5 separate regions of the Mus musculus genome follow, and regions 1, 2, 3 and 5 are each linked to region 4. A link is a loop called in an ENCODE intact Hi-C map of the cell type or tissue named here. Cell type or tissue: left cerebral cortex. All regions are shown on one strand. Region 1 overlaps Dok5 (docking protein 5). Region 2 holds the start of Pfdn4 (prefoldin 4). Region 3 overlaps Gm40002 (a long non-coding RNA gene). Region 4 holds the start of Dok5 (docking protein 5). Region 5 has its middle 18 kb from the start of Gm40001.

Region 1 (5,000 bases), 130 kb before region 4:
CAGGCTATTAGGTCCCTACAGGAGCTGTAAAGTAACAGCAGATGAACCTCCCACACCTGCCAAAGTCTGTGGACTCTGAACGCCTTCAGTCTGACAGGAACACGTTCCCTGTGCCTATCAAGAATCTAAGCCCAGGAATGCACAGCGGCAGGGGCCTGGCTGTAATCCTCCCCGCCACCGACCTGCTCCAGAAGTCCATCTGCTTCTGCAGTGGAGCTGTGTGGAGAAATGGAACCGCGTAGCTGGGTGGAATTCTGCCCTCTGCAGCCAGTTCCAGGACACAGGCCATGTGACCCTGGTTTGCACCTACTCGGGAGCAAACATGCATCAGCCCGTCAGCAAATCCTTTTGACTCAAAGTCCTAAATCACCCTTCTCAGGCTAACTGACTTTCCCTGGTCTCGGCCAGAAGTAACCCAGGGAGGTCTCCCGAGATGAGCATGTGCAAACAATACCGTCCTTGTCCATCCATTCATCCTGGTCCCGAGAGGATGAGTGGGTCACATGCGTCAGAGGCCATCCCTGTCCCTCCGTGTGTTTTCTACCTAAGAGGCTTCCAAACGCTTATGTACTTATTTCCCTCCCCTTTCTTTCTTTCATTCTTCTCTTCCTCCCTCCATGCCCCCCTCCCTCCCCTGCTCCCTTGCTTCCTTCCTTCTTTAAGACAGGGTTTCTTGTGGCTTCAAGTTCACTGAATAGTCAAGGGTGCCTTGAATTTCTGCTCCTCTTGCCTCCGCCTCCTGAGTGCTAAGATTACTGGCACGTGCTACCACACCTGTTTTTTGTGATGCTGGAGATCAAGCCCATGATTTCCTTCATGCTTCTGCCAACTGAGCTACATCCCCAGCTAAGCCTATGCAACTCCAATAACGTCCTCAATTGTGTGTGTATATGTGTGTGTGCATGCCTATGTGTGTACATATGTGTGTACATTCGTGTGTGTGTGTTCACATGTGTGTTCAGATATGTATGTGTACATGGCAGTGCATGTGTGTGGGTGTGTACACACAGGTATATGTGCATGCACGTGTGTACATGTGTGTATGTGTGTACATATGTGTGCATGTGCATGTGTATGTATGTGTGCACATGTGTTTACAGATGTGTGTGTGCAGATGTGTATGTGTGTATGCCTGTGCATGTATGTGAATGTGTGTGTGCATGCATATGTATGTATGTGTGTTTGCATGTTGTATGAATGTGTGTATGCATGTGTGGTTATATCAAATTTCCAGGATGTTTTAAGCATAAACTATAGCAAAGTTAAGTCAGATGAGACAACAGTCTGAGAGAGAGGGAGACAGAGAGGAGGGGGGAGGGGGAAGGAGAGGGAGGGAGAGAAAGCTCTCCGCTCTTGCCCTTTCTCCTTCTACCCCATATTTAGCTGTCTCTTGGCATCCCCCATCCTGGCCATTGGCATCTCCAATTTCCTTCCATTTTCCTGTCTGTGACACAATTAAAGTCCCCCCACTTCGCCCTCCAACTCCATGCCTCATGCCCTGGTTGTTTTGTTGTCAGACTGACACTCCTGGAGTGTCACTTCCAACAAATTAGGCGGTAGAGCATTTTCAGATTGCTGACTGATGGAGCCTAGTGCGGGTACAGTCCCCAGGCATGTGGCCTGAGCTGTATCAGAAAGGTAGCTGAGCCAAGCCAGGGACAAGCTAGCAAGCCACACCCCTTCATGGCCTCTACTTCAATTATGGCCTCCAGGTTCCTGCCCCGAATCTCCCTCAGTGATGGATTGTAACCAGTAAAGGGAATAAATCCTTCCTCCCCCTGTCACTTTTGGTCAGTGTTTAATCGCAGCAACAGACAGACACATGCTAAATAAACGACTAGAGCAGATGGAATGAAACGTTTCTGAGGCGTTCCGCGTACTTACTGAACAGTCATAGAAACGGCAGTCAGCCGCAGGAGTTGCCGCCCGCTCAGAGTCCATCCCTGCCCATGCCAGGCTTTGATCCACTCAAAGGCAACTCAGTCTTTGGATCTGAAAATATCTTGCCTGGCAGCAAGGGGAACGTACTCCAATATTTGTGATATTTATGACCTGCTCCGAAGACTTGTAATATATTGTGCTCTCTCACACAATTGATATATTTTGTTGTGTTTAGAACGTACGGGAGTATATCTACAGCGGATCCTAAATCAGCTCCAAGCAACCACAAAGAGAGACAGATAAAGCCTGTGAACATGCTGGTATATTTCTTGTCTATCTGTTTTTAAAAGCACATATATACGAGCTAAAGAGATGGCCCAGTGGTTAAGAGCACAGGCTGATCTCCCAGAGGATCTGGGTTCAATTCCCAAACAAATAAAAAGAGTGCATTCTGATCTTGCAGAGGACTTGCGTTCCAATCTCCAGCATCCACCACTGAGCTGCCCACAGCTGCCTATAATTCCAGTTCCAGGGGATCCAGCGCCCTCTTCTGGACTCTTCAGGCACCTACAAGTGCCCTAACACCTTTGGACCTGTTGTGCTCCGTGATGTCACAGCATACAGTAACTTTACATTGCTTGTTTTCTGTCCATGTTTTATTTAGCAGGTGAGAGACTGCATTTTAAGGTGACACACTCTCCTTTCTGAGACCCTTTCCTTGCTGACCCCAATTTTCATCCAGAGAGCCAATACAGAGGCGGCTGCTGCTCCAATGGCCAATTTTCAAATGGGTTTTTTTAATTTTAATTTTAATTTGCACATTAAAATGGTTTTCAACTGACTCGAAAATTACTTTAAGTGTTGCTGCGATATCGCAGAAGCAGCGAGTTGAAGATTTCATTCTTGTTCTTAAAGAACTCTCACCTTCAGGTTGTTGTACAACAGACTAAACTGTAATCGCCAGGAAGAAAAGAGTCCAGTCTTTGGGAAATCATAGAAAATAAATTTAAAGGCAAGGAGTAGCAATTTCCTAGGCAGGCTCCAAGTGACAGTTTGTCACTGGAATGAATTTAAATACCATTTAGCCACAATCTGTGCTTCCTAAATATGTGCTCATTACTACAATCTTCCCTTAACATATATTATTATAATATATTGTACATTATATGTAATATTATATATATTATATGTGCACATATAGTACATACATAGTATATATCATATATTATATATGTATATATGTATATATATATATATATATATATATATATGCACAGAGAGAGTGTGTTAGTCACTGGCAATGACACCAGACATCTCTCAGGGGTCTCAGAATCTTGGACTGTACCCCTGGAAGTATGGGGACATTCTCATACTTGTGGGATGAATTAATTTATTAAGAAACATAAAGGAAACGAGGTGTGTGGGATAACTGCACATGGGAGAGGTTCAAGGAGATAAACTGGAACTGGAAGGGTGAATTCTTTGGCACTATTTGCATCCTCTGCCACATTCAAACCAAAATGAATGTGTTTTATAATAAGTCCCAGCCCTTCCCCTTCATATGCCACCCTGTTCGTTGGCTGAAAAGACTCTCAGCAACTCCGAATAACCACTGAGGACTGAGTGGGTATGTCTCCCTCCCAGGAACAGGAAGGTGGGGTGGGTAGTCAGGCACCCAGGAAAGGACTTAAAGGGACATGCATGCCACAAAGCATGGTGGTGTGACAACCTCCCACCCATCCCATCCCCAGTCCCAGGCCTCCACTCTCCTCCAAAGAAAAACAGAAGTGAAAAGGACTTTAGACAAAGCTCTTGGAGGACCCAAAGCTCATCACCTCAAGTCAGAGGATCCAATGTGACCTCAAGTCAGAGCATCCAAATGTGACCTCAAGTCAGAGGATCCAAATGTGATCTCAAGTCAGAGGATCCAAATGTGACCTCAAGTCTCTAAATTGAAAGGACTTCAATGGGGAACGGGGTTTGAACCAGATCTTAAATGTCATGTTTACTTCTACAGACTCCAGACCAGATGGTCAACCTTAAACAAGAGCAAGAAGAGTCTTACCCGAGGAATTTTCTTTTAAAGGCGTTGAAAACCAAGTGTACGCTTGAGTAGCTCCAAAATGTGGACCACCCCCAACAGATCTGCACGTCCCAGGGTTGTCAAACACCCCCTGAAGCTTCCCACTAATACATCTTGTAGATGCCCTGGTCAGGCCTTAGGGATTGAGATAAATCCCCTTGCTGCATTCCTGCAGGCTCTTCCTCCTTGAAGAGCAGGTTCATTCAATCAATAGAAACTACTTAAAATGCTAACCGTTGGGCTAAGTGACAGCAACCAATTCTCTGGAGCCGGCAGGAGACACAGATAATGCTAAACAACTTTCCTGTGATCTTTGTGGGGCAACCACATGGTGTTTGGTGGGGTTGGGGGTGGGGTCAGTGGTTACCAAGGGACAGAGACCAGCATACCAGCTTTTGAGCACTCTCCTCCCTCTGCTGCCTAGCATTAAGTGGAAAGGGCATTATCTGGGCTTCCCAGCACCAGAGAACTCACAACCTGCTCTTGATTACCAAAACACACAAGACATCAATATCTATGGTCCACGGTCCATTGGTCTGCTGGTAAAGGCAGCTCATGTCACTGCATTTAGCCACATAGGAAACTGTGCCCAAGTTGACACTCTGCTTCCCAAGCGATGATGTGTACACATGTGGAACCTTGTGCCTTGCGGCGGCGTTTCTATCACTGTAAAGTGTATTTAAGCATGAAGCCCGAGCTTTCTGTAGCTCCCAGTCTGCTCTTTGCGTTTGTAGACAGTCACCATCCTTAAGGGCACACTCCGTCCTCTTCCTGTCATCCAGGACCAAGGAGTCAGGTCCTTGAACTCACCTACCACTCAGTGTGAAGTCCAGTTCTCAGCCCATACTTCCTGCTCTGGGGACCTCTAGAAATGGAGATCTCAATGCTATCATGAAGGCACTTGCTCAGAGACACAGTTCGAGGCAGTGCCTTCCCCTCACCTGCTGAAACACAGCGAGCAGGACCCGATGATTTGCTGCCAACCAACCCTGGCAGTGAACTCTTGACACACAGCAACGCTGAGAGCCACAGCACC
Region 2 (5,000 bases), 220 kb after region 4:
CTTTTTCCAAAGCAGGCATTTCCCGACATAGCCCTGACAAACAGCAGCCACCAGAAGCCACTTGGCCCCTGGGAGGCGGAGGCAGGAGGATTAACAATTCAAGGTCATCCTCAGCTGCATAGTGAGTTTGAGGCCAGCCTGGGCTATGTGAGAAATGAAGGCAGAATGGCAAAAAGGATCACTGTAGAGTTAAGGGAATTCTGCTAGTTATACAAGACATGACTTGCTCCAAATTCAAGAAGAAAGTAAGCTGCCCTGGACCCTGACTACACCCTGGCCTCAGTAACACCTTATGGGATTGTTAAGAGGAAATAAACCATACTCTATTCCAAGTTCAGGTACTGAGATCTGGGTCCCCAGCCAAAAAGCTCTCCACAATTTCAGCTGACAGTCAGATCTCTTAAGAGTTCCAGACCAGCAAATGCTACACAGTGAGACCTTGTCTCAGAAAAGCAAAAGCAAGGACAATGTTTATCGTGGAACTGACCAGTGTAACCCACAGCTGAGAGCACAGTCTAACAAGAGAGGCAAAATGAACCTGTTCCTACCTGGCCAAATCACCGTGGCCCCGGACTGTACTCTGCTACCGTGTAATAATTTGTGGGTGACAGACCAGGGCGAGGGGCTCTTTCGAACTCTGAAGCCTCCCCAGGCTCAGCAGCCATTCCCTCTTAATGAACTGGGATGCTGAGCATCAACCTTCAGTGGTCAGAAGCACTGACTACACGGTGCCAACAGCGAGAACACAAAGGCATTCTACAGGGGCCTTACAAAGTAGAGTGAAAGCAACTGTCTTCAGCCAAGCGCCTCTCATCAGAGACAGACAGGCAAACGGACAGACAGACAAGGAGCCCGGGGTGGGGTGGGGGGGAGACACACACACTAACACACACACAGAGAAACAGAGAGACAGACAGACAAGGAGCCTGAGAGAGGCAGAGGCAGAGAGACAGACAGACAGGAGCCTGGAGTGCAAATGCTCTTTAAATCACAGCTTTTCTTCTGCGCTTCAGTTTCCTCTTCAGCTAAAAGTGAATAAATACAGAATCTCCCAAAAGGTTGACACAGCAGATCAAAATAATTAGCAAATGCTAAGAACTGTCCGAACACACTGTGAAGCCCCAATAGCTATCAGCTGTTTGCTTGTTTGTTCTTTTTTTTTTTTCCCCTCCTCTGCAATTCTTTCCCTGTATTAGATACACCTGCACTCCTGGAAACACGTTTAGGTTATAAAAACCCACATGGAAGTTTAACTTAAGTTGGTGGCTCAAATTTAGCTCAAGTTTCAAAATATTGGTTGAAAGGGTTGCATAGCCATGTCTACTGCCTGTCATGCATGAAGCCCTGGGTCCACCACACCAGCACACCAAAAGCCAGGGGTAGTGGCACACACCGGTGATTCCAGCACCTGGAAAGTGGAGGCAGGAGAGTCAGAAATTCAAAATCATCTCTGACTGCATAGGAAGCCGTGGACCAGTCTGGTGTGTACACACACACACACACACACACAAGTCCGTGTCTTTCAAAAGTGTGATAAGACATCACACCGAGCCCCATGAACAAGGATCGGACGTCGTTTTAAAAATGATAAAGAGCTCTAATTTGACCAAACAAAAATCACCAGACCCAGCATCTCACCAGATGAGTCACCAAAGGAATGGCTGGCTGGCTGGCTGGCTGTGAAGTGTGCGGGGCAGAGCGTGGGGACCCGTGTCCTTCCTAATGGCTGGGAAAAGCCCGGAGAGCCACCGCGCTCGCTCGGGCCGACTGCTCTCAACGTCAATTAGACACTCGGTGCACGGAGCGTGGACCGACCGGAGCGGTCCGGGGCGGAGCACAGAGGTGCGGTAGCAGACGACGCCCCGGGATGCGGTAGCAGACGGCCCGGGATGCGGAGCCCGACCCGGTGCCCGAGGAGATGCACGACCCTGAGCAGGTGAGGCGGTTGCCCTGACGGCGAGCGGAGCGGACAGAAGCACCCCTGTACCCAGCGCGGGCCCCGGCCCCGCGCATCCCTCACCTCCTCAGACCCCGGCCCCCAGCGCCCCGCGTCTCCTCACACGCCCCGGCCCACGGCTCCTCGGACCCCGGCCCCGCCGCACTCACCGCCTTCTTCATGGTGGCCGCCATCTTGGACTGAACCACGGGGCGCGGGGGAAAACCACTCGGGCGTGCGTCACCCCCCGAGGTCCCTCTCGAGCCCTGCTGAGCCAGACTCCCCCCTAACGCACAGCACTATCTCAACACTGCTGCTATCTGTGTCTCTGAACTATAAATTCCCAGGGCAAGGACTCAGGAAAAAAAACTATGCCCTGGAAACACTTGGTATCTTCCAATTAAAGGGACAGGCAGCTTCCCTCTCGGCCGGCATAAATACCAAAAGCGGCCAATAGTCGGGCCCGAGATCCCAGCCACGGCCAGCAGGGGGAGCGCTGGGTACCACCCAGCTGTGTGGAATGGGAAGCTTAAGAAATTCTTTTTCCATTTATTCAACAACCTAGAGAGAAGCTAAGGAGGGTAAGGGCGTGGCTTCGGCAAAGTATTTGGTAAATCATTTGGTCAAGTATTTGCACTCAAGCATGGGGACCTGAGTTCGATCTACAGCCCCTACCACATAAAAACCCAGTGCTGGCGAAGCTACAAGCTGAAGGCCACTCTTGAAGTTGATCTTAGCTTGTATGCCACTGATCACTGCAGGGGACACTAGGGGATCAGCCAGGAATAGATGAAGCCAAAGGTAGGTGACACCCAAAAAGATCCAGAGCAGTGGTTCTCAATCTTCCTAGTGCTGAGACCCTTTAATACAGTTAAATGTTGTAGTGCCCCCCCCAACCATAAAAAGTAGTTTTGTTGCTACTTCATTATGTAAATTTGCTACGGTGCTGGGTCATAATGTCAATAAATATCTATTTTCTGATAGTATTAGGCGGCTTCTGTAAAGGGCTCCCGATCTATAGGTTGAGAACCACTGACCTAGAGCGCTATAACAAACTTAAATGCTTAGATAATAGCTTACTGGACGGTTGCTTGGCTATTTATATTTAGAGACAGGGTCTTGCAATGTAATCCTAGCTGTCCTGGAACTAGCTGTGTAGACCAAGCTGGCCTGAAACTCACAGAGATCTTCCTGCCTCTGCTCTCCAAGCGCTAGGATCAGAGGCGTGCTCCATCATGTGCAACTGAAATGAATTCTTTTATGTGTTTAAAATTAAATTGGTTCAGAAATATGTCTTCCACTCGCTCAAATATGTTAGCCTGGGAAGACTGCCCACACAGGGCCCAGTGGGCACCGAGCTTCCTTAGTAACCAGGGCCATTGTTAACTTCGGTAGCCAAGACTTTGCTCTCAGAAAGTCGGAGGTCTGAGGGCAGAAGAGCTTAGAGTATTGGGGTATGGGCCATTGTCTCATTTACCAAGGGACAGGGAGGACCAGGTGTGAGCCGCAGGACAGTAAAAGCACGGCTGGGCGCTCTTGCATCTCTGCCAGTCCCTCCTATGGCTTCAAGCACAAGGGCATGCCAAGGAGGGGAAGAGGGGCAGATCTCGCCTGTCTGCTTATGACGCAGTGGGTCTCAACCTTCCTAATGTGACCCTTTAATACAGTTCCTCACGTTGTGGTGACTCCCAACCATTAAATTATTTCATTGCTACTTTACAACAGTAATTTTGCTATTGTTATACATTGTAACGTAAATGCCAGACATGCAGGATGTCTGATACTTGACCTGGGTGGGAGGGCCATTCGACTTTCCAAAAGGATCACGGCCCACAGGTTGAGAACCGCTGTTCTAATGTATAATGCATGTGCCCATTTGGTTACAATCTATCTCCTATCGTTACAATGCAATCCTGCTCATTGCTTGCATACCATCAAGCCCTCTGGATATAATGAACTTGGACTCCACAGAGTGAAGTCCTAACACCCTCCTGAGGAAGGTTTGCCGTTTGCACTCTGCTACTTAGCAGTTGCACATACAGAGTCAAATCTCTGGACCTGGAATTACTACGGTGGCACCACTTTTGAGGAACTCATTTGTATATACCGCAAACCCCAGTCCTGAACTCTGTAACCCTTAGACCAGACTCAGAAGGGAGAGCTAGTGTCTGGCTGCAGTGGTCATGGAGAATCTGTAGTTAGTGGCATGTTGACTGGACCGAAAAGACACCAGACACTGGGGATGCTGCATGTCAAACAGATAAAGTACCCCGTCCCCCAGCACCTTGCTGTCTACTGACAGGAGACAGACCACAAACAACCCGTTAAATAAGGATAGTGTGTCAGAGAGGGTGGTTAGTGTAAATGTGGCTGACTGTCCCAGCAAGGGAAACACATGCAGCTTTCGTCAGGAGAACGCCACCAGAGAGGCACGAAAAAGAAAGAGAAAACAAATTCCATTGGAAGTGAATGTTGTCCAGGCTTGTCCTAGCTTTTAGACTGCGTCACACAGGGATGATGAGCATATTTGTCGTTTTGTGACAGTGTGTGTGCGCGTGCGTGTGCGCTCGCGCAAGTGCCCCTCCCCCAAGGTCCTGCGTTCCCTGGGGTTGAAGAGGAAAAGTCTGAGTGGCAGGAGCCACAGATCTCGCTAGCAGGAAGTAATTTGATCATCTGCCTGCAGGGGGCACCCAAGGACTATGACTGAATTCTCAGGCATCCAAGCCCATTTCCCAATGTTTTGGACGTCTTTTCATCTTATCCTGTTTGTATCTGACTCAAAGATGTTTGTAAGCTATTTTGTCCTGACAGGGTTTGAAATCCTCGTACCTCCCCACTGCACGTAGGACCGGTCAAACTAAAATTCCAAACCAAGGCGCGCCTCCCTCTCTGATCTTCGGGTAGCACTTTTCCCTGGAGAGACATGGACAAACATCTGCTCACCCTAGAAAGGAAAGCGATGATGGAACCAAGTAAGGATGCCACACGAGTTCAATTTAGTGAAACAATGAGTTTATCCCACCCGGGAGGGTGGGGGATGGGGTTACGTTCAGGAGTGTGAGGG
Region 3 (5,000 bases), 84 kb after region 4:
GTTTGTTTTTGGATACGGCAAAAAAGTTCAAACACCACTCAGTCTAAAAACAATAAATGTGGGGCAAGTGGAACCGTATCACCAAAAACTCGGGAGGTTGAACGGATTCAGATACCCTGGTGTTCTCATATCTGAGACAGGTAGGCACACCGGAGCACGTGACCACTGGCACCCCACACAAAGCTTGTGACCATAAGTCATGTGGCACAAGAGTGCTCCGTGCCAATGAGGTATCTAGATGGGCCAACCCTGAGGGTTTAGCCAATAAGCGTCCCTTTCCCCATATTCCTTCCTGTAAAAGGTATTTAACCTCTGGGGAGTTGTATATACCCGTTTAAGGGGGAAGCCATGCCATCTAAGTCTCCCACAGAAGGTCCTTCGGTGCTCACTGCTAAGCAAAGCCAGAGTTCCCCATCGGCCCCTGGTCATCTGCCTGTGCAGAGTTCACACACCCCAGCGGCCAGACAGAGACGGAGCACAGAACTGCAGATGACATCCAGGTTGTCCTTCAGCCTTCACATACACACATTGATCGTTTAGATCACCTGCTGAGTATGCCTGTGAGAGATTGTTTTGATCGCATTGATCAGTGAGGGTAGACCATCTTGGCTGTGGGTGGTACCATTCCTTAGGCAGGAGATCTTGGACTGCATAAGAAGGGCAAAGGGAGGTGACTGTATTCATTTCTCCTGTTGTGTTTCTTACCTGTAGCTATGATATGAACAGCTCCCTGGAGCTCCTGTTTCTGTGGAGTCCCTTCCATGGAGGATCATGGTCTAGATTTCAAGAGTCAAGTCAGCCCTTCCCCTCCTGAAGTTGCTCTTGTCAGAGTTATTTTATCACAGCAGCAGAAAATGAAACACACATGAGCACACACATGAACACACACACAAGAACACGCAATACAAACACACATACATACACATGAACACACACAAGAACACACAATGCAAATACACATAAACATACACATACACACACATGAACACACACATAAACATACACATAAGAACACACAATGCAAACACATACATACATGGACACATACACACACACATGAGCACACACACAAACATACACATACAAACACATACACATACATGAAAACACACAAACACACATGAACACACATATGTTCAAACAACAAAAGCAAAGCCATGGGCCCTGATTTCCTATGTCTACGATCCTGGCATGCTGTTGCCTATCTGTCTGCCCACAGCATCAATAACTCTTTTAATAACCTCCTTACCCACCCCCAGCAATCCATCTCAGGGCTCCCTTGAACTTTCAAAGACCTCTTAATAATTCGGAGAAACACACACTGAAAATGGCGCATAATTGTGTCTCCGGGTAAAAGGCCGTTGCCCTGAAGAAGTGCTTATTTAGCAAATGTTCTCATTTCAAAATCAATATAAACACCCGAGCATCCATTAAACAAGCAGAGACAAAGAAGCAATGATCGATTCTCTGTTATGTGCGGAAATAAGAAGACTCTGGCAGGGTTGGCTTCACCTGTTCTCAACAGAGAGGTGATAAAAACCCACCTACCACTAACTCTGAGCCAAAAGCACAGAAGCTCGATCGAAGATTGGCCAGTATGGTGGGGAGGCACCGGAGTGAGGTCATGTAGTTCCTACTTCAAGAGCACGTTTACCGCTACGCTATCTTGCCTACCCAGAACAGATACTTTTAAGTATAAACAAAGCTTAGCAATCACTAGGGCTTGCATCTGTAGGCAGGAAGGATATGAAGCAAAAAGATATGCATACAGTGTGTTTCAGGCAGCAGAGGACACCAATTACTCGATTGGGACCTAAACTTCGGGATCACTCGCTCAGGGAAATCCTCTCCGGCCATCTTGTCGAAGAGCAAAACCTGGGGCTCCAGTAGTGTTTCCTCTTCATGTCACTTGTTCAAAGAAAGTAAATAAATAAAACGATCAGGATATTAAATTTCAGGGCTTATTTGCACAGAGAATGACTCATGAATCGGGCAGCCCTGAGAACCAGAAGAGGTTGGGAGAGTGTGAATGGTGACCTTCTGTAGGCTGGACCCAGATGGAGTACAGATGCCGCTTGATTGGTTGCGGCTTAAGCATCCGAGAGTGGTGTGATGGGCCCTTGCCTTATGTAGGCAGGGTGTGGTGTGATGAGTTAGCTGACTGTGATTGGCTGAGACTCAGCTTTTTGCTACTCTTCTAGGTTAAGCTTCAGTATGTTCAAACTGAGGTTGCTGTTGACTCTAGGAACTTAGAATACGGAACCTGCCTCAGGATACCAGCCTCCTGCTCTGGAGAGTTTACATTTCTCCCTATACGGTAGATCACGTGATCGCCCGCTGGTTGTTTGTCTCCCCTTCCGGAATACTGAATCAAGAAGTGTTTACTGTTGATGAAATGGATGGAGAAAATAGAGAGATGCTAAAAATAGGAACCGCATACATACTGAATAGACCGCATCTTGCAGCTTTAAACATCGAAGGATGAGTTAAGAAGTGGAAGTCAGAGTATAGAAATCCTAGAAAAACATGTTTTTTTAAAACTAAAGCTGTAGCCCCAGAGGATAGCAAATCTCTGATATTTAGTTCTTCCAGATAGGAACGGAAATTCAGGAAATGCTTGAGTAACTATTGAGGGGGTATGGCTGCTATAAAGCCGCATGAAGCTGCCCCTTAAGCAGGAGATTCAGTGCTAAGTTAACAAGCCATGGGTGGTCAGATGAGAGAGGACAAGCAAGGGAACGGTGGCTCTGCAGAGCACAGATTTCATCTGGGAAAACCTGCAGAGGACACTGTCTGGGTCAAGAGAACAGAGGTGGCTGTCTGCTTACAGGCTACAGCAACTGCAGAAAAAGCAGGAGGAGGCATGGCCATTGAAAAGTTTCTGTTTGGGCCCAGGGTCGCTAGATAACCACCTCTTGTGATCGAGGGTTGAGAGGTTTCGAAGTCAAGAGGCTAGCGAAATAAACACTCTCCTTATGCAAACCAAATTACTGTAATTTCTAGAATTCACAATTCAACCAAAATGAAGGAACTTTACAAAATGATGTAGCTCTGTCTAGCAGCCAAGATCCAAGGTCATGATAAAACTTGAAGATGAAAGTTAAAGTACAAGTTCAGAATTAAAATATACCAGGGGAAGTTAACCATCTTAGTAATGTGGCCAATTGAATTGGTGTTGAAAATCAAATTAAAAAGCTATTGTATATGAAGGGAGAAGCCAAGAGATGGAGGACAGACACTATGAAAGATTGGAGTCTGAAGTCCCGGTGCATTCTGTTATCTCTCCTTCAGTGCTCTGGATAGACTGCAATAGGGGATTCAATTTAAAAGATCAATAAAACAAAGATCTTACAGATTTGTGTATGTGTGTGTGCTTCTGTGTGTATGCATGTGTGTGTGTGCCTCTGTGTGTATCTGTGTGTGTATGCCTCTGTGTATGTGTGGTGTGTGTGTGTGTGTATCCATGTGTGTGTGCCTCTGTGTATGTGTGTGCGTGTGCATGTGTGTGTGTGTGTATAAAACATCTCCATTGTGATATGATGAAGAAAATATTTTAATCCAAGGCATAATTCTCCTAAGACATCCATAGGGAGAGGATCTCCTTTACATTTTTCAATAGGGATTATGAAGATGGGAACAATGGTGGAACTGGATTGGAGAGCCGTCTGCTGGCATCCCTCCATCATGTTAGCGGAGTGTGGAAGGAAGGAGGACCAAAGGGTCTGAAGGTGAATATGCCAGAAGAACTTTAGGGGGGGGAGAGGTACATTTACAAAGAGCTTCAAAGGAGTTCCTCGGGAGAAGCCAGAAGGGCATCCCTCCTCCATCCTCTGTAGCCCGGAAGACAGAGGCTGGTGTGCCTGGCTGCCATGTGAGTCAAAAAGTTGAGGTTGGGCAGAAGAATGGCAGATTCGGAAGACAGACAAGAAGATAAAGAACTCCATGAGAACCTTTTATTTGGGAGAAAAACCTGGAGGGTGGGGTGCTCTGCTGTAGGAATCAGAGCCCAGTGTCTGCTTGTAGACCAGGATATTACAGGGAGAGGAAGGGGAAGGGAGAAACACTTTTTTTTTTTTTTTTTTTGGTTCATAGTTGGCCATTGCTAGTGGTAACCAGGGACTAGTGAGTTAAAGACTGCTGAGTGATTGGTAACCAGCTCTCTTGGCTGCCCATTGTTAGAAGCCCCTAAAACAGGGAGGGAAGAATCTAGAGAAACAAACTACTTTAATCCTGGAAACCAAATTATTGTAGTTCCTAGAATTATCACTGTCCAATCAACATGGAGGACCCTCACAAAACTTCATGTATGTGGCTCACATACATGATGAAGGCCACTTGATCACGGTGACAGTGATCACATACAGTAACAAAGGCCCTTAGATTTAAACCTTTGACGTCACATCTCCAAGTGAGACGTGGCAAGCATGGCAGTGATGTGTTTGCAACATGGAAGGCGACGTTTATCTGCATGGTCCCAGATTTTAACTAAACAACCTGTACCACAAGCTGGCATGTTACGATCCGGTCTGCAATTATGAAAGCTGCAGGTGCTTTGCATTATTCCTCTACGCCTCAAGTTCATTTGCCGGCTATTAAATATTTGGGATATAAGTCACTTTTCATAATTCTGGTATATCCGTTTTTTTTAACATATTAGTTTTCCTGGCATATTATTACATAGACAGGACATTTCACAGATAATTCCCCAACTCTACCCAGATAGTTCAGAACATCTATGGAGTTTCTCTGGGGTCTTTGATGACCTCCTCCACAGGCCTAAGTCAGAAAGTAGTGCTTCACAATTTTCTATTATGTTGACTTCTTTAACCCTATGCCTACTAGAAGACAATACACCTTTAGTCAATGATGTATTTTCCATTGAATTTGATTCACCTGTTTCCAGTGAACAGTAGTTCATTATTGTTTCTGCTGAACTTTAGTAACTTCATCTCCAAGGCCAGAAAGAGAAAGAGCATCCTCTGCTGTAGGTCGAGTTTTAA
Region 4 (5,000 bases):
TTCATTCATTCTTTCAGCTCATATTCCAGGAGCTTTACGCAGGCACCATGCTCCACAAGAAATGTGGATCTGATCGCCCAGTCGGACTCAGAAGGTGGAGTCTAAAAAACAGAAACCCACTGCCCAGGCTCAAGAGTAAGGAAGTTCCGATCTGGGGTTCTACCAGGGAGTTGGCCCTGCCTGAGGCCAGCTCTCTCCTCCTCTGCCAACACCTGAGCCGCAGAGCAGAGTCCCTGGGGCCAGATAGTCACTGACCTTGATCCCCACTCAGAATATCTGCCCTGTGTCCTGGCCTCCATCCATCCCCTGGAAAAGTTAAGTTGGCGCGAGTGGGATGCCGGCCGGGGACATCCGGCAGGCTCAGCACCATGCCATGCTTTCCAGATTCAGCACCCATGGCTACCGGGAAATATTTATTCCGAGTCAATGGGCTCCAGTAGCCACCGCCAGAAAGTCAAGCCATCCGAGAGATAAAGATAGCTCCATGACATACTGGATGCTGGCGTTAGCGCCGCAGCCGCGGTAGCCTGGGATGTGGGCTGCGAGAGCCACCAAGCAAATCTCCAGCGCCAGGAACCGGGATGCTGGCCGCAGACACAGACCCTGAAGTCGTGAACAAGGATCACAGAAAGGATGATACGTACCCCTAGGCGTCTGCTCCGGATCCTCACGTACCCCTGCTTCACTATGTCATTAAAATTGGAAGCCATCCCAGACAGACAGTGACCCTGCTGCCCCCAGCGTGCGCTCGGCACCCTGAGTGGCTTCGAGGAGGGATGTGGGGAGGAGGGTCAGGACAGAGACTGAGGGAGTGAAAGTTAACAAGGTGATGCGGTGAAACCAGGCGTCAGAAGGCGCACATCGCTTCCCCTGTCTCCCCAAAGCCTGAAAGTGGGCGGCCCGCCGGCGCCCAGCAGCCACTTTGGGGGAGAGCGGCGGGGAGGCGAGACTGGAGCGCGGCGTCAGCTGACTGGGCGGCAGCCTGCCAGGAGGAGGAGCCGCTCCAGCTCCCAGGAGGAGGAGAAGGACCAGAACAGAGGAGCAAAGAGAGGAAGGAGGAAGCAGAGATGGCCCAGAAGGAGGAGCGCACGGATCCCCTCCCCCGGCCTCCGCCCACCTGGCCCCCAGCCGCCCTGATCCCACCTCCTCTCCCCAGGGGCGGCTGCGCGTCCCTGCGCATAGCAGACATCCACGAAGCTCCAGCTCCTGCCTGTCGTTTAGAGAGAAGGACATCGGACTCTTTTTTTTTAAAAAAAACAGCTGTGTGTGCCCCAACCCATCCCTTCAGCCCCATCATTTTCACATAAGAGCTAATTAAGGGTGTGTCTGTGTCGAGGGAGACTGAGCTGTGTGGTTTACTTGTGACCTCTACATATAAAGGGAAAGCCATCTCCATCCCCATGGCTTATGCTCAGCTCTTCCATGAGGACTCCCTGCTGTGAAGCTCGAGGCTTGTATCATTGTCCCTTTTCTGGTTTGAGCCTGTCTTCCCAGTAAGACTGTAAGTTTCTCCGGAGCTGATTCTTGGTCTGTCACTGCTTTGTCCTCAACCACCACCACCCCCAACCCCCGCTCTATATAGATGATCAATAAATCTCAGGACTTTGTCAGTAGCAACTTGTACCGGGCATCCTTTGTACGCATTGACTTTGTTCAGCTCCCCTGCGCCCATAGAGGTGTGGCCTCTTTGTGTAATTACCAGGTTCCCACGTAAACCTTCATAACCTGACAAGATAGCCGCCCCTGGCAAACATTGTGCTCCGCCTTCCTTTAGCAAACTTAAGTTGATCACCGCTGATACTCTCTTAACATCGTCTTTCCCGGCTTTGCTACGGGAAGAGTGATGGTGATTTTAGCATCTAGGTTTTACAGAATCCGAAGCTGAGAAGAGGCAGTCCCTGGGGACTTGCCCACCATCCCACAGCTGGCCAGCACAGGGCCAGGACAACGGGATGAGGCTGCTGAAGGGACGATGTTGGGCTGACGTCATAAGCACAAGGTTGCTTCTTGATCTCCAACGTAGGTCTTGGTCTCCCTTTACTCAACAGCTAGACCATTCTTGGTCACCAGAGGTGACCTCAGTCAGAGCTAATGAGCTGGGCGACCTTCAGTGAGAGTCACAGAGGACGAGTCATCTATTTCACAGGTCCTGAGATCTGATGACATTGAGTTCCCCTCATCTCTAATATCATACAGGACTTCCTTTGTCTGTGGGAACTCTCACTTTAGTCATCCTGGCTTGATGGGTATTAGTCAGTCAAAGAAGAGAAATCACCCAAGAATGTGTCATAGAATTGAGGCTAAATTGGGACAACCAGAAAACAGAGGTGCCCATGAGGAGAACTCTTTGCTATATTGTAAACCATCTGCTCTGTCTTCGTGTTTCTGTTCTATGAAAAATGATGTTGTAAGTGTCCGCCTTTTGCCCAAAGAGGAGAAAATGAAGTCATTTGGAAGGCTGCTTTGGAAGAGCTAGCACTATTAACCGACCCTGCCCATGGCGACCGTGAAGCGGAGGTGTCTGTGAACGACACCTGTCCAGCACTTCATTTGTACACCAATTACAGTGTCACAGGAACAGAAAATGAATCGATTGCATAAGAAGCTAGAAGTGGGTGGCTGGCCCATAGTAACAGAAATCATAGATGAGGGGGGAAATGGGTTTGGAAATAATGATGATGAAATCACACTAGAAAATGCCAGCTGGGAAGAAACAAATATTTTTTTCAAGTGCAAGGTTGAATGGCGTATATGTTTTTATTTGGTTGGTAAAAAAAAAAACAAAAACAAAAACAAAAAACCAAAAAACAAAAACCTGATATCACACACACACACACACACACACACACACACACTAGACCATGGTATACCAATCACATGACAACCTCTAATTCTTCTATAAATTAGGCAATTTCCAATGGTGTCAGGGAAGGAGAGACCCACAGGAATGCAGAGTCCAGCAGTGCCTGCAGCCTTCCTGAGGACTCACTCACCATGCATGGCTAGACACCAGACACCGCCTCTTGCAGCAGCACTGGAGGGAGAGCCACGTTCTCTCTAGATAAGTCTTCCACACACCAGCAACATTGTTTTAATTCCTGCTGTTCATTCAGTTTCAACCCTTAAGACTTGTTTTCACAGTACACATTTCTCTTATCTTTCTTAGATTCCCTTCTTGTGTTTTCAGAGTGTTTCTTACCGTGTGTGTGTGTGTGTGTGTGTGTGTGTGTGTGTGTGTGTGTGTGTGTGTGTGTGGTGTGTGTGTGTGTGTGTGTGTGTGTGTGTGTGTGTGGTGTGTGTGTGTGTGTGTGTGTGTGTGTGTGTGTGTGTGTGTATGTGTGTGTGTGTGTGTGTGTGTGTGTGGTGTGTGTGTGTGTGTGTGTGTGTGTGTGTGTGTGTGTGTGTGTGGTGTGTGTGTGTGTGTGTGTGTGTGTGTGTGTGTGTGTGTGTGTGTATGTGTGTGTGTGTGTGTGTGTGTGTTAGGCTCAAGTGGGTGTAGGTGCATATGGAAGGGACCTGGGGGGTCTCTCCATGATTGCTGTTTCTTTGAGACCCTCTTTGATCAGCAGATGAGCCCCAGAGACCAGTCCGTCCCCACTTCCCAGCAGTGCCGCAGGCTGGTGCCCCTGTACCTTTTCCCACATGGGCTTCAGGGGTTGAACGCAGGTCTTCACACTTGTAGGATGGCTCCTGAGCCATCTCCCTGGTTCTGCATCCCCTTCCCTAGATGACTGGTGTTTTCTTCAGACGTGGCATACGGCTCCAGCTGGCTGGTCGGAGTTAATTGGCTTGCATTTAGGAAGCATCCCCTTGACTACAGCTCTTTAAACTTGGCAAGCTCTGTTCTGGATCTCAACTTTAAAAAAAAATAAAATAAAATAAAACCTACTCGGTTTATTTAGAGTTTGTGTGTCTGTCTTGTCAGAGTCTCACTGTATCTCAGGCTAGGCTCGTTCTTGCTCTTCGTCTTAGTTAGGGTTTCACTGCTGTGAACAGACACCGTGACCAAGGCAAGTCTTATAAGGACAACATTTAACTGGGGCTGGCTTACAGGTTCAGAGGTTCAGTCCATTATCATTAAGGTGGGAGCATGGCAGCATCCAGGCAGGCATGGTGCAGGAGGAGCTGAGAGTTCTACATCTTCATCTGAAGGCTGCTAGTGGAAGACTGGCTTCCAGGCAGTTAAGACAAGGGTCTTATAGCCCACACCCACAGTGACACACCTACTCCAACAAAGCCACACCTTCTAATAGTTCCATTCCCTGGGCGGAGCATATACAAACCGTCACACTCTTATAGACAGAGATAAACAGGAACTTCTGATCCTCCCTCCCTCTGAGTACTGGGATGATAGCTGTGTATTACCATTCCTGGTTTAGCCAGGGCTGGGATGAAGCCCAGGGCTTCACACGTACTAGACAATGAGTGCTCTACCTACGGAGCTGCACCCTCAGCCCCCATCTCAGCCTTTTGAAGGATACTGTGCTATCTAGAACCTCTCTGATAGGACCCTGTCAAACCCCGATGCATGCCACAGAGGAATCACATCTTTCCTATCTCAGCTTGAAAGTCAGCTTCAAGCAAGAAGTCTCCTGTACCCCTTTCTTCTCTAAAGGCTCCCAGCTAGTCCTCACATCACCTATAGCTGATATCTTATATATCAGCACCTCTAGACAATTAGTTTGTTGACAGCTTTAGTTTATCAGTATGTACACATGTACATGCATATGGAAGACACTAGCCCTGGCTGTCACTGTGTAAACCAGGCTGGCCTCGAACTCAGAAATCTGCCTGCCTCTGTCTCCCAAATGCTGAGATTAAAGGCATATGCTACCACTGCCCAGCTAGTTTTTATTTTTTATTAGATCTTTTTATCTATATATAGGAGTTGTTTACCTGCATGTATGTGTGTGCCCTAAGTGTGTGCCTGGCACCCACAGAGGTCAGAAGAGGGTGTCAGAAGCCCTGGACCTGCAGGGAGAGATGGCTGTGAGTCTCCA
Region 5 (5,000 bases), 190 kb after region 4:
ATACAAGGATACTCTACAGAGAGCTAAAGAAACACAAACCCACTGGGTGGTGGACTTAGTGACCCTAGGCTATATTCTCAGAACTCTGAAAAGAGAGGCAAGACGATCAGGAATTCAAGGCCAGTCACAGGTACACACTGAATTTGAGGCTAGCCTGAGCTACGTGAGATCAGGTTTAAAAACTTAGTAAATTGAAGCATAAAGTCAAGAAAACAGACTCGCCCTTGGGAGGTTTAGCAGCTGGATAGAAAGAAGGTTTTAGTGTTGTTAAAAGCATCCAAAATGCATGGTTGAAATTCTGTCTAGAAAGACATGTAAAATTCACACTCTTTTTTTAAACTTTCAAATGTTTCTTATAGCTTTTTATAAGATATGCTTTTGGCCTGAATCTGTCATCCATAGGCAGACATTAGCATTTCCTGGAAGGGCAGACTGGGAACGTAAAAGAAGACAATGCAAAATAAACCAGATTGACCAGAATTTGTTTTAACGGTCCACGTATGTCAGAAAGGCTTCCAGAACGTGCAGACTCATAGCTGAGGAATGGCTAGAGGGTAGAGGCTCTGGGTACATGACTTTCAATTCACTGAGCAAAATCCATATGGAACAACAGAACTGTGTTTGCCATTCACCAGGCAGGGCGTCACATGTGGAGATGGATAAATCCCTGCTGTGCAGGGTGCTATCCCTTGAGACAAGATGCTTAGTGGCATCTTTAGCTCCTCCTCCTTGAGATGCCAGCAGTATTCACATCAAGCTACATAGGCAGGAATGTCCCCAAATATCACCAAGTCTTACCTGGTGAGGGGGCAGGGAGGTGGGACTCAGTTCCACTGCCCAAGGCAAGAGATAAAAAGATCACAAAAAGATCACAGCCTCTTCTCTCTCTCTCTCTCTCTCTCTCTCTCTCTCTCTCTCTCTCTCTCTCTCTCTCTCTCTCTCTCTCTCCTCTCTCCTTTCTGCCTAAAAAAAGCTGCCATCTTATCGAAAGGAGTATATATATATATATATATATCATATTATAGATTGTATATATGGTTTATTCTAAACTCGTTTATGTCATGATTTTTTTTTTGTCTATGTGTACATTTCACATTTAAAAAACAAAACAAAAACCCTTGCATTGCACAGGGATTAGCTATGGAGAACTAGAGACCAGCTTCCAAGTTTGAATCATTATCAAGCACTTAGTAAGTGTGTGATTTATGGCCTGTCATTTTTCCATCTCACCTACCTAAAAGAGAACCATATGCCAAAAGATTGCCAGAAATGGGCTAGAGAGATGGCTCGGCCAGCGGAAGCTCCTGCCATGCATGCCTGGTGAACTGAGTGCAACCTCTGGAACCCACACAAAGGCAGAAGGAGAGAACCGACTCCACAGGTCAGGCACTGCGGCACACCCCCCTCCCCCAACACACACGCCACCCCCCAAAAAAGACTGAGGTGGTGGTGGTGGTGGTGCACACCTTTGATCCCCAGGCTCAAGAGGCGGGGGCAGGCAAATTTCTGTGAGTTCAAGACCATCCTGATCCCTCTATGCAGCAACTTCCAGGCCAGCCAGGACTAGGTAGTAAGGCTCTGACTTAAAAACAAACAAACAAAGCTGGGAGTGGTGCACTTGGGAGGCAGAGGCAGGCAGATTTCTGAGTTCGAGGCCAGCCTGATCTACAAAGTGAGTTCCAGGACAGCCAGGGCTACACAGAGAAACCCTGTCTCGAAAAACCAAAACAAACCAACCAACCAAACAAACAAACAAACAAAACAAAACAATAGCAAATTATTGAAAGCATCTTTAAAAAAATCAAAGATTGACAAGCACAACCTGTAACATGTGGGCAGAATTCAGACAGCTTGCTCATCATACACCAGCAGTTGATTCCCAGGGGGGCGCAGAAAGGTCCCTTGAAGGCGGTGACAAGTTGTGCACAGTGTGCTTGACACACAATAAACTCTGCAAAGGAGGAGGGGCTGGATTTGTAAAACATCACCTGCTGCGTTCTCATCCCCTAGGATGCTGTAAGTGCCAACCGAGCACAGTGGTGTTGAGACAGAAAATGTGTAAGAGCTCCCGGTACCAGCGTAAAGCTGTCAGGAGGGATAACTGACTGCCAGTCACCAAGATCTTTCCTGTCCACGACTCTGAACAGAAGGCAGCTCAGGCAAAGGGGTGCAGACTCTGAGATCCTCACACACTTTGTCTCTCACCACTGGTGCCATCGATATCTTCAGGCTTGCTGAGGAGCTGGGATGTTACTAGCCCAAGCTGAGAGGAAAGAGAATGAGGTGGGCACGGATAAAGCTACACTCAGACGCTCGCCCACTCCCGCCATCTGTTGTTTATGTTCTGGCTTCATTGAACACCGTGAGGATGAAGGACAGAAGGAACAAGAACAGAAATCTGACTTCAAGTACTCAGAATTTGGGGTTCTGTGTGGAGCACTGTCTCTCAACCCCAGAACAACTGCGCATGACACTTCCCTATGCCTGGACTTCCTGACCCAACAGCAGGGATGGAAGCAAAAAGGGGATGAAGGAGCCACCACAGAGCCAGAGTTGAGGTTTCTTGGTGTGTTTTGGTCCACCTGAAGTTCTTTATTGGAATGCTAAGGGTCCTTTTGCCTGGATTCAAACCTTAGCCTCATGCCTGTTAGCTGTATGCCTTAAATATATTAGGTTCTCCATGGGTGTTCAAGGAAAAGAGGAAGACATGAATGTAAGTTTTCTCCTCCCCCCGCCCTCTTCAAACGCTCCTGTGAGGTCAGGAGAACAACAGGAGGCCATCCTTGAAGTGACTGACTCTGTCAGGTGAGGAAGGACCAATCTTTCCTTTCCTCTTCTTTGAAATGGGATTATGGGGTGGGGCTTCCTTTGCAATTGTTGCTGCTAGGTCACTGTAGAGCAAATCTTGGCCACCATTGGCCGCCATTGCAACCTCTCCACTTCAATCCACTTCTCCAAGCAAAATGCAGACCACAAAACCATCATCACAAGCTGCTCCCATGCTGATTACAGGCGAAGTCTACCATGGTCCAGATAGTCTTCTGGGCCTAGCACAAAATGGCGGTCTCCGTTTACCAGCAGGGTCTCTCCTTCTCTGACCTCTACCTGTAGACCATCTCATAGCCTAAGATTACAGGATCAACTTTCTTCCTCCCAGTATGAGCCTGGTAAGCTAGCACCTGAGATTCCTGGAATGCCTCTCTGTGCTAATGAGGTGTTTCCCAGTATCTTAAGCCTTCAGGCATGACTTTTGCCCACCCTGGATGTTCTTACCCCCTGAGTCCTCAAAACTATATAATCACCCCAGTAAAGTTAATCTGCTTCCTCACAGCTGGCTCCAGTGTTGTCATTACCGTAAGTAATCACAGGGTTTCTGAATGCCCCTCTATCATCTCTGCTCCATTTGCCCTCGGGGTCTAATGTCAGCCAACAATCGCTAGGGACCGGGAGAGTCACAGCAAGCCAGTATCACCAAGAATGACTAAATCCTTGATACCGCATAATATGAAGCCCATGTCTAAATTTTTCTCATCTTTAAAAAAAAATTTTTAATTGTACTTAAAGTGTGTGTGTGTAACTGTGTGTGAGAGTGTGTGTATGTGTCCGTGTGTGTGTGTGTGTATGTGAGTATGTGTATGTATAAGTGTGTGTGTATGTATGTGTGTGTATGTGTGTGCATGTGTGTGTATAAGTGTGTGTATATGTGTGTGTGAGTGTGTGTGTCTGTGTATATCTGTGTATGTGTGTGTATGTGTGAGTGTGTATGTGTGTGTCTGTGTATGTGTATATATGAGTGTGTGTGTGTGAGTGTGTGTATGTGTGTGAGTGTGTGTGAGTGAGTGTGTGTATGTGTGAGTGTGTATGTGTGTGTGTGTATGTGTGTGTGAGTGTGTATGTGTGAGTGTGTATGTGTGTGTGAGTGTGTGTGTGTGTGTGTATGTGTGTGTGTTGCATCAGAGGACAATCTGCTGGAGTTGACTCTTTCCATTGTGAGTTCTGGAGACTGAGCTCCAGTCTTCGGGCTTGGTGGCTTGGTGGCTTGGTGGCTTGGTGGCTTGGTGGCAAGTGCCTTTGCTTCTGAGCCGTCTCTTTGCCCCTTGCTTAGCTGTCTCTCACACTTTGTAGTCTTATTGCTCTAAATGTCCTGTTTGACAAAATTAGTGAGCTGGCAGCTTTGTGTCATTCTCACAGAGCAGAAAGAACATGGGGAAGAAGAGCACCTACCTCATGTTTTGAAATCCAGGATTATAGATGCTGGGCCCCAGAACCTGCAGCCTTGCCTTACAGATGCGCTGGACCTCAAGGCCTTCTATGATAATGCATTGTAGCCAAGGACATTTGCCTTCCATCTCAGGTCTTAGAAAAATCTGGAGAGCCATAGGCATGCGTGCTTCCTGCACCACTCGCTGCCTTTGAGCACAGCTCCTGCCTCACAGACACTGGTTGCTAAGTTAACTTACCCAACAAGTACCAATGAGTACTTACCACAGCCTGGTACTGTTATGGGTTAAACAAAGGACTCACTTAAGAGCCTTTCCTCACTGAGTACCAGTGAGGAAAGTGCTTGTTGCACAAGCATGAAAACCTGAGTTCAAATCCCAGCACCTACATAAAAACAGCAAGTGTGGCGGTGCGAGCCCATATTCCCAGTGGGGAAGCAGAGATAGCTTGACCAGCCTAACCCAACCAGAGAGCTCCAGGCTCAGTGGAGATCAATTGAGGAAGACACCTGACACTCACCTCTGGTCTCTACACACATTCTGCAATGTATGTCCATAGGCACAAACCCATATACACACACATGCACCCCAAACATCCATACATGAGAAGATCCTTGATTCTATAGAACTTAGATGCTGATGGAAACAGAGAAAACAATGAGTTCGTGTGTGTGTCAGGCAGCGACACAAAGCCAGGGATGTGGTTGGACGGTGACCGTGGAATGGAGCTGAGATGAGGCCAGGGAGTGAGCCCTGTGGTTCAGAGGGCATCCCAGGCAG

Evidence for each region. A loop is a pair of places that touch in the nucleus more often than their neighbours do. Peaks named below come from ENCODE experiments on the same cell type or tissue, not always from the same donor. Only the 100,000 strongest peaks of a DNase experiment are listed, where the experiment ranks them.
Region 1: it touches region 4 in a loop (2.4-fold over the local background); 9 of 42 quality-filtered maps call a loop at or near these places.
Region 2: it touches region 4 in a loop (3.0-fold over the local background); 4 of 42 quality-filtered maps call a loop at or near these places.
Region 3: it touches region 4 in a loop (2.0-fold over the local background); 2 of 42 quality-filtered maps call a loop at or near these places.
Region 5: a loop joins it to region 4, with 2.5 times the contacts of the local background. A loop is called at or near these places in 3 of 42 quality-filtered maps.

The regions. Positions count from the first base shown.
Region 1 is chr2:170,858,201-170,863,200 of GRCm38, reverse strand. All of the region lies in intron 6 of Dok5 (docking protein 5), which reads right to left. Among named protein-coding and RNA genes, the nearest start is that of Gm35033, 85 kb to the right of the region's middle. In left cerebral cortex, a CTCF peak has its summit at 2,428 (motif pointing left); DNase peaks (open chromatin) are centred at 255, 1,949 and 2,371.
Region 2 is chr2:170,508,576-170,513,575 of GRCm38, reverse strand. It overlaps Pfdn4 (prefoldin 4), which reads right to left and starts at 2,346. Exons shown (of 4, transcript NM_001110152.2): 1 at 2,107-2,346. The coding sequence starts at 2,130. It overlaps Gm16796 (predicted gene, 16796), which reads left to right and starts at 1,649. Exons shown (of 3, transcript NR_040367.1): 1 at 1,649-2,737. In left cerebral cortex, CTCF peaks have their summits at 2,411 (motif pointing right) and 4,615 (motif pointing right); DNase peaks (open chromatin) are centred at 1,847, 2,146, 2,405, 4,609 and 1 more place; H3K4me3 peaks cover 1,758 bases; H3K27ac peaks cover 811 bases.
Region 3 is chr2:170,643,513-170,648,512 of GRCm38, reverse strand. The region is part of intron 1 of Gm40002 (a long non-coding RNA gene); the gene reads right to left. Among named protein-coding and RNA genes, the nearest start is that of Gm40002, 7.3 kb to the right of the region's middle. In left cerebral cortex, no CTCF peak of the experiment used is centred here; a DNase peak (open chromatin) is centred at 2,150.
Region 4 is chr2:170,727,833-170,732,832 of GRCm38, reverse strand. Dok5 (docking protein 5) reads right to left here and starts at 1,026. Exons shown (of 8, transcript NM_029761.4): 1 at 645-1,026. The coding sequence starts at 710. In left cerebral cortex, no CTCF peak of the experiment used is centred here; DNase peaks (open chromatin) are centred at 1,639, 2,348, 3,875, 4,118 and 4 more places; H3K4me3 peaks cover 1,484 bases; H3K27ac peaks cover 1,471 bases.
Region 5 is chr2:170,536,687-170,541,686 of GRCm38, reverse strand. No RefSeq gene overlaps it. Among named protein-coding and RNA genes, the nearest start is that of Gm40001, 18 kb to the left of the region's middle. In left cerebral cortex, no CTCF peak of the experiment used is centred here; DNase peaks (open chromatin) are centred at 598 and 2,306.